2 separate regions of the Mus musculus genome follow, and region 2 is linked to region 1. The links are chromatin contacts, found by Hi-C or POLR2A ChIA-PET in ENCODE. All regions are on one chromosome and are shown on one strand. The core of a region is the stretch at or near the end of the contact, and the rest is flanking DNA. Distances in the headings are between cores, read along the strand shown. Region 1 has its middle 34 kb from the start of Socs5. Region 2 has its middle 17 kb from the start of C330024C12Rik.

Region 1 (6,553 bases), core at 2,887-5,386:
TGAACTTTCCTGACGTTTTGATCTAGTGACTATTCATTCTCACCCCGAAGCTGATTCGCTCCCTGGCACTGTCACTAACCTGGTGGTGGTCTTCATCAAGGCTGGCCCTACATCCTATTTTTGTAGGAAAATAAATAAATAAATACATAAATGCATAAATACCTGAGAGTGGGAATCCTAACCTGTCAGTCACAGGCTCACTCCCTGCCCCAGTGCCTATCGTTTGGCTTAATAGACCATGTGCTCACTGGAGCAGGAGAGAATGTTTCCAAAGAGAAATGGTGATGGGGAGAGGGTCAGAGATGCTGCCCATGTGAGAGGCTTGGGTGGTCTGCTCCCATTTCTTGTCTCAGCTGCCATGGCACATAGAATCTAAGTGATTGTCCCAGGAGTCCCAAGTGAGATCTTTCGGAAGACAGTTGGTGATTGTGGGCAGGGCAGAAAGCTTGCCTTTACAAGGTCTGCATGAGTTGAGGTATTTGTTTTCATGCCTGGGAATACTTAAGTCATGTGTTCATCGTTGTTCACTGTAATGGATAGACATCAGAGTACAAGATGAAACCCTGTCTTCTGGAATTAGGCAGGTAAGACAGTAAAACAAACAAACAAACAAAACAAAACAAAACAAAAAACCCCACAATCTCAGAAACTGAGAGGAGGCAGGGTGTGCTGAGAGTGCTTCACGGGTTCTCTGGGGAGTGATAACCTTGAGCAATGGGGAAACAACCAAAATTTAAAAACGCCTTCAGGCTGGCTGCTGGTAGTGCACACTTTTACTCCCAGCACTTGGGAGGCAGAGACAGGCAGATCTCTAGAGTTCAAAGCCAGCCTGGGCTATGCAGAAAAACCCTGTTTTGAAAAGCCAAAAAGCAAAACATTCTGGGTGAAGTGAAAATAAAACCTAGACCCCCAAAGCTGAGAAAACACCCATAAAGTAGAGGAGGGTCTGTAAGACACTGGGCCAGGCAAGCTCTTGTCCATTAAAGGCCATAGTAAGGAGTTTAGGTTTCCTCCGGGTGTGACGGAAGCCATTTGGGGACTTGAATGGCATGATCTGTTTTCAGTTGCTTTGGTGTATTCTCAAATTCAGTTGAGAATTTGGTGGGGGGGAGGGGGACGGGATATGGGAAGGATTTGCTGTTAGGTAAGTCTGGGGGCCTGGGCAGGGTTGGTGCTCCTGGCTAGAGGTCAGGGTCAGGGTAAGGGTGTGGTTTGGTGGCAAGAGTGACAGATTTTGGTGATGACTTAAACGTGCAAAAGAAAAGGCAGGATATGACAGCACGTTCCTGTCATCCCAGTACATGGGAGGTGGAGGATTTTGATGAGTTCACAGCAAGCCTGTACTTTATAGCAATTAAGTCAGCAGACAAGCTGTCCAAAGGGGGAAATGACTCCGAGTTTTGGTAGGAACAAAAATGAGGACACCATTGGCTGAGATTTTAGAAAAATGGGAACAGATTGGGCAGTGAATCAAATCTTGCCTTGGATGCGTGCAATTTTGAGATTCCTAGGACCCCAGTGGAAACAGTGCACAGTTGGATACTTGGATATAGTTTAGGGAAGAATATTAAACATGGGGAGCTAGTATCTAGCACCATAGGGCAGGTGCAGCGGGATTTTCCATGGGATGAAGTGTTCGTCTGAGGGAAGTAATTACAGAGACATCTTAGTTTCTTGATACAAGGTATCAGGTTTGTTTCTTTTTCCTTTAAAGCCATACTTCAATAGAAGCCTTGCTTTACAAAAGAAATGAGGAAGCTGCAGTCAAACCTAGCATGGAATTCTAACTTTTCATGTCAGGGTTGCCTGTGCATCTATTTTAGCACAATTATTTACAGTGTACACAATACAAGCTTATGTAATTGTAGACAAGGCAGGTGTGGCACACAGTTTAGTCCCAACACTCGGAAGGCAGAGGCAGGAGATCTCTTTGAGTTTGAGGCCAACCTATTTTAAAGAAAACAAAAAACAAAACCTACCATGAAAGGTTCTAAAGACCTGTACCCTCCTACTGTACAATCTTTCAGAGGTGATAACCATTTCTTTCCAGTTTTCCAATGTTTTTAACAACAGGAAGACTGGATTTAATAAAGTATATACTACATGATAAATAGAAGATGAAGCAATTTTAAACCCTGGGTCAGTTTTAAAGGTACTTGTGTTGAGCTACACTCCAAGTCTGGGTCTTACCGGAGCCTCAGGCTGTTCCTGCTATTTGGTTTTGGTTTTGGTTGTTTTTATTGTAAGTGTATGTCTGTGCAGTGTGTGTGTGTGTGTGTGTGTGTGTGTGTGTGTGTGTGTGTACCTGGTACTTTTGAAAACCAGAGGAGAGCATGGGATTCCCTGGGACTGGAGTTATAGCTGGTCATGAGCCACCATGTGGGCGCTGGGAATTGAACTTAGGTCCTCTGGAAAAGCAGCCAGTGCACTTCACTACTAAGCCATCTCTCCAGCCCCAAATCTTAGGTTTTCTTATGTCATTGTTAGGTTGTGGGCAAGCCATTCAAGACTGTGATGTCTGGGCTACAGAGGGGAAGTAAGATGTGAGGAGATGAGGGATGTTACCTCACTGGGAGTCTACCCTGGGACATGGGCAAACAGAAGTATGAAGAGAGCTAAGGGAATGGCTGAGGTAAATAGTAATGGCAAACTGATATAGATTCAGTCCTGGGGTCTTCCTCCCAGCTCATGGTCTCAGAAATGAGACTTGGACTCAAAATTATTTACAAATACCTTGGCCATATACTAGGCTCTCCTCTAACTTAAAATCTCCCATCTCGCCTAGCCTATATTCTACCATGTAACTGGCTTCCTGTGCTCAGGTACCATGCGTCTGTCTTCTCACATCTTCCTGGGTCAATCTCCCACACCTGGCTCTATCCCAGAATTCTTTGTGCCTCCGGGATGTCCCACCTATTCTACCCTTTCCTATAGGTCATAGGTCTTCTTAATTGATGGGTGATGCATCCATACAGTACACAGATAATCTCTCTACAAACTGAACGTCTGCAAAAAGGGGAAACAAACCTGCCCTGGATGGAGTCCAGACGATGCCAGTATTGTGGGTCGGTCACTTCTGCAGGCACCAGGTCTTGGTTTGTTCATCTTGGTTTTGTTTCTGTGCTTGGACTTCCGAATCTAGAGTATTTTACTGGCTGAGCATCTCTCTTTTGCTCAAATTACCTTTCTTCTTTCATCAGGGGCATTTACAGTGTTCAGGGAAGGCCTAGGTCTTAGTGGGGTAGACATGTTCGTTTTCCTCTGTGAGGCTGGGTGCAGGAACTTCCCCAGTGGCCTAGGAACACCAGGGACCCCACTTGCCACAGGAGGTGGTGTAGGTTGGGCTCCTGGAGCAGAAATCCTGGGTGGGAGGGAGCTGTTCTCGGGCCTGATACAGCACAAGCTGTGCTTGGTGCCTGGTGCATTGTCACCACACAATCTCTTTTTGTCCTATAACGGTGAAAATCTGTCATACACTAAATGGTTTTGTGTTTTTCCATCTTCATAAAATGGGTGCAGTTATGCACTTAAACCTAACTTTTACCCTGATTCTCTTTCAATACATGATAAATTATTTTATTTGTGCTTGTCTTAAAACTACGACATTTTAAAAACAGTTGAATCGTAATACTTTTAGTTTCATTATCTTACAAATATTTTGTGCCCTTAAGTGTAATTGAGACAGTGTTGAATTTTAATACACCAAGAGACTAGTGAAATGTCTGGCTGAGTAGTTCCAACTTTGAGAATTCATAAATTGTGCCACTAAAATACTGTCTCTGCTTTTTAGCAATTTCTTTCTTGATAAAGAGCCAAAAGTCTCAAATTGTTTTCTAGAATTCGGTGTTTGCGTAACAGCTGTCACGGAACTCAGAAGTGAGTCCTGCAGGGAGCCTTTATGGGAAGGTGAAATAGACCACTGTCGGCAGTAAAACGGCAACTAGATTTTCTTTTTAAGTCAGAGTCAGAATTTCTTTGGAAATAAGATGATTCTTGGTTTCTTTCCCTGCTTCTGTTGATAAAATGACCTGACTTAGGACAGAAGGGTTTGTTTTAGCTCCCACTTCCAAGTCCGCGGTGACGTCACCCCTACAGCCAGAGGAGCAGGACAGATGCTGGTGCGCAGCTCACTGGCTCCATTTCCTGCAGTCCAGGGTTCCCACTGGGAGTGTTCCTGCCCACAGTCAAGATGGTCTCTCAAATATAAACCCAGAGCCCCCGCCCCTCCCCCTGTCCTCGCCCCGCCCCCTTCCAGATAACCCGTTCCTGTCTGACAGCTAATACCAACCAACCCCGATTCTATCCAGGGTTTGGGAAGTCGCTCAGGTGTTGGTTTTGTGTGAAGAATGCGGATGTGTTTTTCTGCCTGGCTCTTCCGAGTGTGGGTCTCATGGAGTATGCCAGCAAATGGACCAAGCTCTGTTGTTATCATTTTTGGCCGTGGCTTCTCCAGCCTTGCTTGCCAACATTGCATTCAAATAATACTTTTCTTTCATAAGGTCAGAGATTTTTTTTTTTAAGCATCCATGTTACTTTCCTAAAGTTCTGTGGGTAACTTCTCATGAATTCCAGTACAAAAAAAAACAGATGTCTACGTAGGCATGCATATGATTTGACAAATACAGAAAATGGAAATAATTTCTTCTATGCTAATGACTTGAAACCACATAGGAACTTCGGTGGAACATGAAAGAGTAGTATTTTGGAAATTGAAAACTACTTGAGGAGCAGTGGGGTTTTAAATGGTTTGCGATTACAGTCTCACAATTCATTGAATTTGCCCTCTGCAGGACAGGACAGGTGTAAATTGCCCTTCCATAAGAGTGAAGAGACTCAGTGAATGAGCCATAGAAATGGGCGTTTGTTCCCTGCCTTGTGGACAGGAAGTTGCCACTCTAGGTAGCTTTGAAAACCACACAAGAGATAAGGAACTTCGTGGCTGTATAGAGAATGAGGAAATTCAAGGAGAAGGTACACAGCAAACGAATACTGAAGAGAGGCCTCGTGTACGCAGAGCCGTCCAACTGAAATCCGGGTCTTAAGTCATACGATACTGGATGCTGTTTAACTTTTAACGAAGAGCAATGCCCTCGAGCCAGCAATCATCTGTGTATTGATGCGCTCCCTGGGAGGTGGGACATGAGAGTGATTAGGGACCGAGGCTGAGGGGGCGCCTGCCACACGAAGGGTCTTAGAGGCTGAGGGGAGCCTGCCACACGTGTATGGTCTTAGGCTTTTTTGACCTTTGTTTCTTCCTGTCACTAATCAAATAAAAACCTCACAGAGCCATATTTGGAAGTTTCATCAGAGGAGGGAATACAGCACCATTATTGATTTTTAGAATTCTGTGGCACATGGAGATAGAATAATTCAGTATCCGCTCGTACGTCAGAGCAGTTTATTCATAGCAATTTGTGGTGCTGGGAATCAAAGCCAGACCGTGTGCGTATGAAGCAAGGGTTCTACTGGGGAGCTACCTCCTACTCCTTACTGATTGTGGTGGGAAAGAACAATTTTCTTCCAAGCATGTTAACAGTGTTCCATACTTGTGGATTATTGTCAGCCTGAGTGGGCTGTGCCCCGGCTTGGCTGCTGTTCATCGGTGGGTTTCTCATTCCCGACAGGGCCTGATTTCTCACCTGCTTAACACGGAGGTGTGGAAATATGAAACCAAATAATCTTGGAGATGTGCATAGCACAGTGCCTGGCATGGGTGGCTGTTCTCAGTGTCCTTGTACCCATCTACACACAGGAATCCAGAGCGCCTAAGTGCAAGGCCAGTCTTCCTTTCTCTACGAAAGGCTCCACTAAAAGATAAATTGAACCCGTAGTTCTAATTGAAAGACTGTTTGTTCAATATGGGGTTTTATAAAAGGACATAGTCAGAATGTTGATACATTACCTCTGAGCTTTGTGGAAAAAAAATTTCATAAAAGTTCTTGCTTAGAAAATTACTAGGACACGGGTAGAATAAAGCACGCTGTAATTCTATTGATTTTAATGCTCATAAAATGTTTTAGTTTTCCATCAGGTAAAAGAATTTGTCTTGGGAATCAATAGAGGCAGGGTTGTAGATTCAAGCTTTGACATCCTGGTAGAGATGTGGCGATGCCTGTGGTCCCATAGTCTTCTCTGAGGTCAGCTGCTGTTGACCTGTGTTCAGGCCTTCACCATAAGAGGGTACAAGCACATCAGTGGGGGTCGACACCGCTTTCATCTCCAGCCACAGTCAACAAGAAAGAAACTCCAAGCCACCCCACTCAACATCCTTAGAGGCAAAACTTAATCCCACCATAAATCACTGGATGGCTCTTCCAACTCAAGACGGCTGATGCTGGGCTGGGGATAGGAGCGGATTGGTAGAGTGCTTACCCAGCATGCATTTGATTCCTACCCTTGCATAAGCTGGGCAAATGACACACAGTTTTAATCCCAGCACTAGGGAAATGGAGGCAGGAGGATGAGGAATGATAGGCCACTTCAGTTAAACAGTGAGTGAGAAGAAACTGGTGTGAGCTGTAAGAGGCAGTGCTGGGGAGATGACGAGAGAAGA
Region 2 (6,553 bases), core at 2,792-5,291, 37 kb after region 1:
CATCAAGTTAGTGCCTGAGCCAGGAGTCAAGGCCTGGCCCTCTCTGACTCAGCTTCACTAAGTCATCTGTGTGGAAAAGCGAGGCCAGCTGTGCAGGGCTTGGGGTCCAACTGTGTAGATGAAGCTCTCTCAGAGTGGGGCCCAAGCTGCAGGCATTTAGTCTAGATGAATGATCTGAAGCTAAGGAGCCTGGAGCTGCCAATAGGAGGCTAAGACTTCAGTGGTCAGCCAGGTCCAGCTAGATCACAGATGAGCCTGTAAACTCTAGGGAGATATGCATGCCTGTGGCTTTAATCCTCAGCCTATAGAGTCTAGGGAAATATCTGTGGCCTGTGGCTCTGCATGGCCTGTGGCTTTGGCCCGCTCCCATTTCCAGGTCTTCCGGCCTTTTGGCATCTGAACTGGGAAGCCCTGTGAGAACCCCCGCCCCCATCTCAAATGAGCTACTGTAGGGATGGGGCTCAGAACCTGCGCCTTAAAATGGTACCTCTACCTCTCTTGCCCCCCACTCTTCAAAGCTTGGCTGTAGTATTTTTTTATTTAACAATAACTATCACTCAATATTGTTCAGAAGCTTAAAACAATATTATAGTTACTACCAGCTACATAATAAATAACGCATGTTGACTCCACTACTCTAAGCCCTTCAGTGCATCAACTGACTTGGCCCTCAGGACAGCCGTTCTACATACTGCAGTCATGATCCCATTTTACCTATAGGAAACAAGTACTCTGAGAGGTGAGCTGTCTGGCCAGGCCACACAGCAAATGATTGGCAGATTCACCTTCTGAACCCAAGTTACTGAATATATACTCCTAAGCCCACTCATGCCTGTGGAACTAAGGACTGAGAAGGTAGCTGTCACTCAGCAGAAGGGAGTGATGGGTCCTTCCTTGTCTCCTTCAGGCCTGGGTGTTCCTGGTGTGCCTCAGGATTCGCTTTAGGGTTTGCTTATATGGAGGATTCTGAAAGCCAGGAGAAATCTGGGGTTGGAAGGGCAGCAAGGGGGTGCTCCCTCGATCCCGGCACCCCCTCCCCTCCCTCAGCCCTCCTTCCTTTTAGGGTTTGGCAAACACCAATTCATTTGAGACCTCTTGTGCAGCTGGAAACAATGCAAGTTTATTTTGGCACTGGAGAGAGGGCCGACTCCTCTGCTCTGGACGCCTCTGTGGGAAGAGGGGTAGGGAATGTGGCCTGGCCACTGTCGGTTCCCGTTTCTCTCCCAGACGCATACATGGCGCTGTCAGGGCCGTGTGTGGAGCCCTGAGAAGGAACTGAAAGAAGAGCTTGCCGTCAGACAGATCCTAAGGTTTGTCCTTCCTACCCCAGGGCTCACCTCCAAAAAGAATTCCAACAGAGGCCATGATCTGCAGGCAACCCGACAGAAAGCTCTCAGCCCGTTTCCTCCCCAGCCCTGGCACATGCCCACCTGTGTATTTGGTTTCCGACACTAAATGTCTGTAGTCAATGTGGGGAATAAAGTCACACTGAGCTACAAGGAGTGACCAGTGTCCCCTGGTCCATGCCCCAGTGGCTGGGATCCAGGGTCTGCCCACATCGGGGGCCACAGCAGAAGTACGTTTGCACCCTACTACATAGCTCAAAGTCCCCCACAGCTCCCTCACCCACAGCCTGGTTTTGCCATTTTTACAAACATGGAAACGATGACCCAGAGAGAGTAAACAGTCAGTGCCTCTCACAGAGTGGGTAGGTCAGTGGTGGAACCAGGATGTGCTTTGAGTTGAGCCTCTGTCTGTCCCCAGTTCTAGGACTTCCTTCCTCAGTACTTGGGCTACAAGTTCATCCTTTGTCTGAGTGCCTCTCCGTTCTCTGAGGAAAGCTCGTGTGCAAAGCTTCTGAGGGTGGGGTGAGCTAATCTTTGTCCCCTTGTCATTTCTACCCATGAATCACATGAGACCTAAACCTAACTTCAGGCAGAGAGGAAAAATTCCCTATCTCTGCACTTGGCCGTGACTACTTTTCCAAGACTAAGACCAGTGGAGTGTGGGAGCCCAGCCTTGCCTCTCACTTCCTAGCTGCGGGATGTGTGGGCACATTTCTCAGTGCTTTGGGACCACCATCAAAGGGGAAGGATTACGTCGTCCTCCGTGCTGGGTGGTTAAGGATCTGGAAAGAGCATGTCTGGAACCCTTCACCCACGGCCTACATGCAATCGGCCAGCCAGTGGTGTCTGCCATAGCCTCACGAGCCTCACCAAGCCCTGGTTTCTCCTTTCCTGGGTGGGCATTACAGACTACAGTTCCTTCCATTTCTTCCTTCATCAGAAGTGGGTGTTCCTGAGTTTGGGGGAGCAGGTGATGACAGGCTGAGAGGGCTCTGTACGCCACGGCACAGCACAGCTACCCTGGTTAGCTAAGCAGCATCCTGGCTCCTCATCTTCCCACCCTTCCACTACGGTTGGCAAGACTGTCTGCTTTTCTCTTCAGAAGCCTACTCTCTTGTACCTGGGCTCCTGTGAGCCTTTTAATGGGGGTGGGGGGGGGACAAACAAACAAATAAATAAACAAAAAACCTTAACTAAAGATAATGTTGGGGCTCAGAAAATACTCCAGAGCATGAAGCTTTGGTGCACCAAGGACTTTGAACTAAAGGACTGGGGCCTCTTCAGCCTCTGCTTCTGTGTCTCCTTTCTCCCCCCCCCCCACTCCCCCCTGCCCCCCCCTTCCCCCCCCCCCATCCTGGAGGGAAAGAAGCTCTCTGGGGCATTGTCTGTGAGGGAGATTTTCTTCAGGGGAGTTGCAGTTTTCATGGTTTCCTCTCTAGTCCCTCACTGAACTCAAAAGAAAAGGGGACCAGAGATCAGACAGCTTGCCCACAGAGACCTGCTTCAAGTAACCTTCTATTCTAGAATCTTTGCTCGCCCTGAAGCACTTCTCTTCTCCCCGTTCCCTAGAATCCCAAGCCCCTAGTTGAGACTTCTCTGTAATCCAGCATGACGTTTAAACTTTAGCCACCTGCCCCCCACTTTTTTTAAAATAAAAAAAATTTTAAAAATGATTTATTTGTATTTTATGTGTGTGGGTATTTTGCCCATTTGCATGCTGTGTATGGCATTCCAGAAAAGAGCATTGGATCCTCTGGACCTGAAGTTACAGATGGTGTGAGTGACCTTCTGAGTGCTGGGATCTAAATTCAGTTCTCTGTAAGAACAGCAAGTCCTCTTAACTGAAGAGCCCCCTCTGCAGCCTCCACCTGGCCTGTTTGATGTATTACAAAGTTTTGACACCTGTGCCTTTTCTCCTGTCAATTTACTGTCTGTTTTTATCTTAGCAGATTCAACCAGAACAATCTCTGAAGGCACCCAACATTAGAAAAAAAAAAGGAAAAGAAAAACCTTTGTCATTATACAGTCACATACAGTCACATGCACCCAGGGTCAGCTTCAAACCCTCAACCTGAGAAGAGAGATTCGAACCCCTAACATGAGCATCAGTGGTGAAACTCAAGAGATACCGAGGGCAGAGAGGCAGCACACATTCACACATTCTCAAAGAGAGCCAAGGCGTGAGTGTACAGACCACTAGTACCTGCAGGGACCGCAGCTAGGAGTGAAGCGAGGAATCTGTGGGAAGGTGGCCCTCGACTCAGCCTCAAGTGCAGGGGACTTTTAGCAAGCAATATGCAGAACCTGCCATCTGCTTGGGGGGTCTCTGCCTGTTCTTGGAAACTGTCTTTCCTTCTAGATCCTCTCCCCCTGATCCCCAACAACCCCAGCAGGCTGTGAGGTGGGGGAGGGGCTTGAGAACCCTTTGCAGCCCGAGCTCCTTTTGACAGCAACAGCGCAGATGCTCAGCTGACCATCTCCACGCCTCTCCTGGGCTTCACTGGGCCATTCCTCAGGTTATCCAACAAAGACATTGAGAGCCTAGGGAAGCTAGCTTGGGAACAGAGCCAAGACATTTGAGTTTGGACTCCAGTTGTAAACCTGCTTTCTCTGCAGACACCTCCTCAGATGAACAGGGTACAGAGTGAAGCCGGGAGGCAGCAGGTGCGCCACCGTGGGGACTGTGACGGGGCAGGCTCAGTGAGAAAAATGACAGATGGCTAGATGGGTTGATCTAGGGATTACTAAATCAGCAAGCTCTCCTTCTCCAGCCCCCAGCAGGCCCTTCTTGGATCTCTGTCCAGGAACTCCTAGCCCACCCCTAGGAAGCAGGAGGAACTGGGCCCGGTGCCGCCCACAGCCTCTGCCTCCAGGGGACTCTTTGAATAGGAGACACACGCACTTGGAGTGAGTTCCCACCCAGGGAGAGGCTGAAACACTTAGGGTTCCTATTTAAAGCCTCCTCCCATTCATCATTTCAGCACCAACCAACAATTAAACCTGATTCAGTCAACGCTGACAACACCGTCGGCCTGTTGCTGACTATTTAAAACTCTGTCCTGGCCTCTGGGGCCTTTAGAACCAGGACTGTTTGTCCTGCCAGGAACACAGCCCCACCCACCTGATCTTGAGATTCCCAAGGACATATGCAGGGTATAGGGTCTACCCCAGCAGCCCTGGCTGCAACTCTCTCTACCTAGCTCACTGTGGGGGTGGGGGCTTTGAGAGGCTGGGGGTGGGAAGACAGCGCTGGGAGGACCAAGAGCTGCCAGAAGAGGGGACTTGAAAAAAGAGAGAGAGAATGTAAAGGCCATAGGACTGATGTACACGGCATACTTGTGAGATTTCAAAATTAATTAATTAATTAATTAATTAATTAACTAGTGAAAGAATAAATCAGAAGTAACGTGAGAGTGATGCATATGCTTGGATGGGCAGGGCAGGCTGGGCAGGACTCCGGGAAAACCCACCAACTAGCTCTGTAGGCTTGACCTGGTCTTTTGGTCTTTCAGTGTCTGTCTTTCCCAAACTAGTGTGTAATAAGAATGACAAGAACTTTCTCCTCAAACCTTCTCCTGGGTAGTCAAGACCCCACCCCACCCCCAAGTCTGCTGGTCCCAAGTGCTAAAGAGAAGTCGGAAATAGCTCGATCTAGGGCTGGGACTAGGATGAGGCAGCTCGGCGGTAGTGTTACGGTAGGGTTGTGGCAGGGTTTCCTGGTGTGGCCACAGCTCTCCGAGACGGTATCACTATGCGGTGGGTCTACACTGGTGCAAAGCTGTATGTTGTCTGACTCAACTCAGCTTTGAAGGCCAAGCAAGACTTGAAAAGGCCTGGAGTTAATAAGAAGCCAGGCTAGATAGATCTCCTTAGACCCTGCAAAGATGTGCCCCCTCCCCCAAGCATTTCCCATTGGACCGCTACAGTCTTCCAAAAGGAAATGCCCAGGCAAAGGAGACAGCTTGCAGTTGAGAGGCTGCAGGCTTCAGAAACCTGGATGAATGGCTGACTGGGGTGCCTATTTAACATATCCAAGTGGATAACAGGCAGATCTCCCAGCATCCCTCAGTCCATACCTGTTCCAGGGTGTGGTTGGCATACCCTGCCCCTTATCCTAAACTTCTCCAGCCCAGGGGCTGGGCTGCCCTTCCCAGTATAGTCTCAGTTACTCTGCCCCTTTGCCTACCCTTCATTGTCTTGTCTCCTGGCCTGGGTTGCCCCTCTTGGCCAGTGGCTCCTCTCTTGTTCACTCCCCCTGTGTCCTCCCATGGTCTGGTTTAGTCTGCCAGCCATGTTCAGCCTGGAGTCTTCCCTCTGCTTTCTTTCTGTCTTATATTTACAATAAAATCCTTCTCTGTACTTTAGGAGTAGTCATGATGCTCCCCCTTCCCACCCCACCCCACCCCACCCCTGCCATATTTCATTTTCTCATTCAGTGGATGATTAGGGGGTCCAGAGGCTGGGCTCAAGGGCACTGACAGCCACTCACCCCATCATAGGATATTTTATATTGCACAAGGTGACAGGGGCTTTATATGTACCCTAAAACTGTCTGTGAGGATGAAGCCACTGACACCCTCAGGGTGCCAGGGAGGAAGGAACAGAGTAAGGACCAGGGAGGGGAGCCAGGGAGGTGAAAGCAGACCCACGATTGGCTGCCTTCCTAAGGTCCCTAAGGCTTCTTCCCTGCTCTGAGTTCCTGGTTTATAGTCAGGACTCCCAAACTCCAAGGACTCAGCCTCTCAACAACTCAACCAGACTTTAAGCCCCTGGAAGGCAGGGCCGTGATGCCAAAGGCTGACTTAGATCCTAGCCTGGAGTAGATGCTCTAGAAGCCATCTTACGCATCTGTCACCTACAGACTGTTTTTTAAAAGCCATCTTGTCTTAAAATTGAAGATTAAAAACAGAGCGTAGCTCACAAGGCCACTGGGGAAAGCAAGCCCATCTGTATAAGCGTTTAACAACAACAACAAAAAAAAAGTCTTCGTCTGATGTGATGCGCCTCAGAGCGGCTCGCACCAGATTCAGTACAGCTGGGGCTCAGCCACAGCAAGGAGGCTGAGGCAGGAATGACAAGGTGGGGTGCAGAGGCCACCTTCAGGAAAACACCCACAGCCTTCCGTCCTGGGGACGTCTGGATTCCTCCAGATTCTTCAGAAACTCTTCCTGGGGAGTCACTGTCCCAAGGAGACAGAGAAAGAGGGG

What was found. Hi-C counts contacts between places; a loop is a spot of excess contacts on that map. ChIA-PET counts read pairs that join two places held with the same protein, here RNA polymerase II (POLR2A).
Region 2: a loop to region 1 is called in a map of heart, with 1.9 times the contacts of the local background. The contact joins two enhancer-like sites. A Hi-C loop is called at or near these places in 1 of 37 maps with a recorded cell type or tissue (heart). POLR2A ChIA-PET finds 5 or more read pairs at or near these places in 1 of 5 experiments (Patski).

The regions. Positions count from the first base shown.
Region 1 is chr17:87,138,371-87,144,923 of GRCm38, forward strand. No RefSeq gene overlaps it. Among named protein-coding and RNA genes, the nearest start is that of Socs5, 34 kb to the left of the region's middle. Within about 2 kb of position 4,137, at least 1 of the 3 ENCODE cell types and tissues checked has a DNase peak (open chromatin) inside an H3K27ac peak, as active enhancers do.
Region 2 is chr17:87,175,038-87,181,590 of GRCm38, forward strand. No RefSeq gene overlaps it. Among named protein-coding and RNA genes, the nearest start is that of C330024C12Rik, 17 kb to the right of the region's middle. Within about 2 kb of position 4,042, at least 2 of the 3 ENCODE cell types and tissues checked have a DNase peak (open chromatin) inside an H3K27ac peak, as active enhancers do.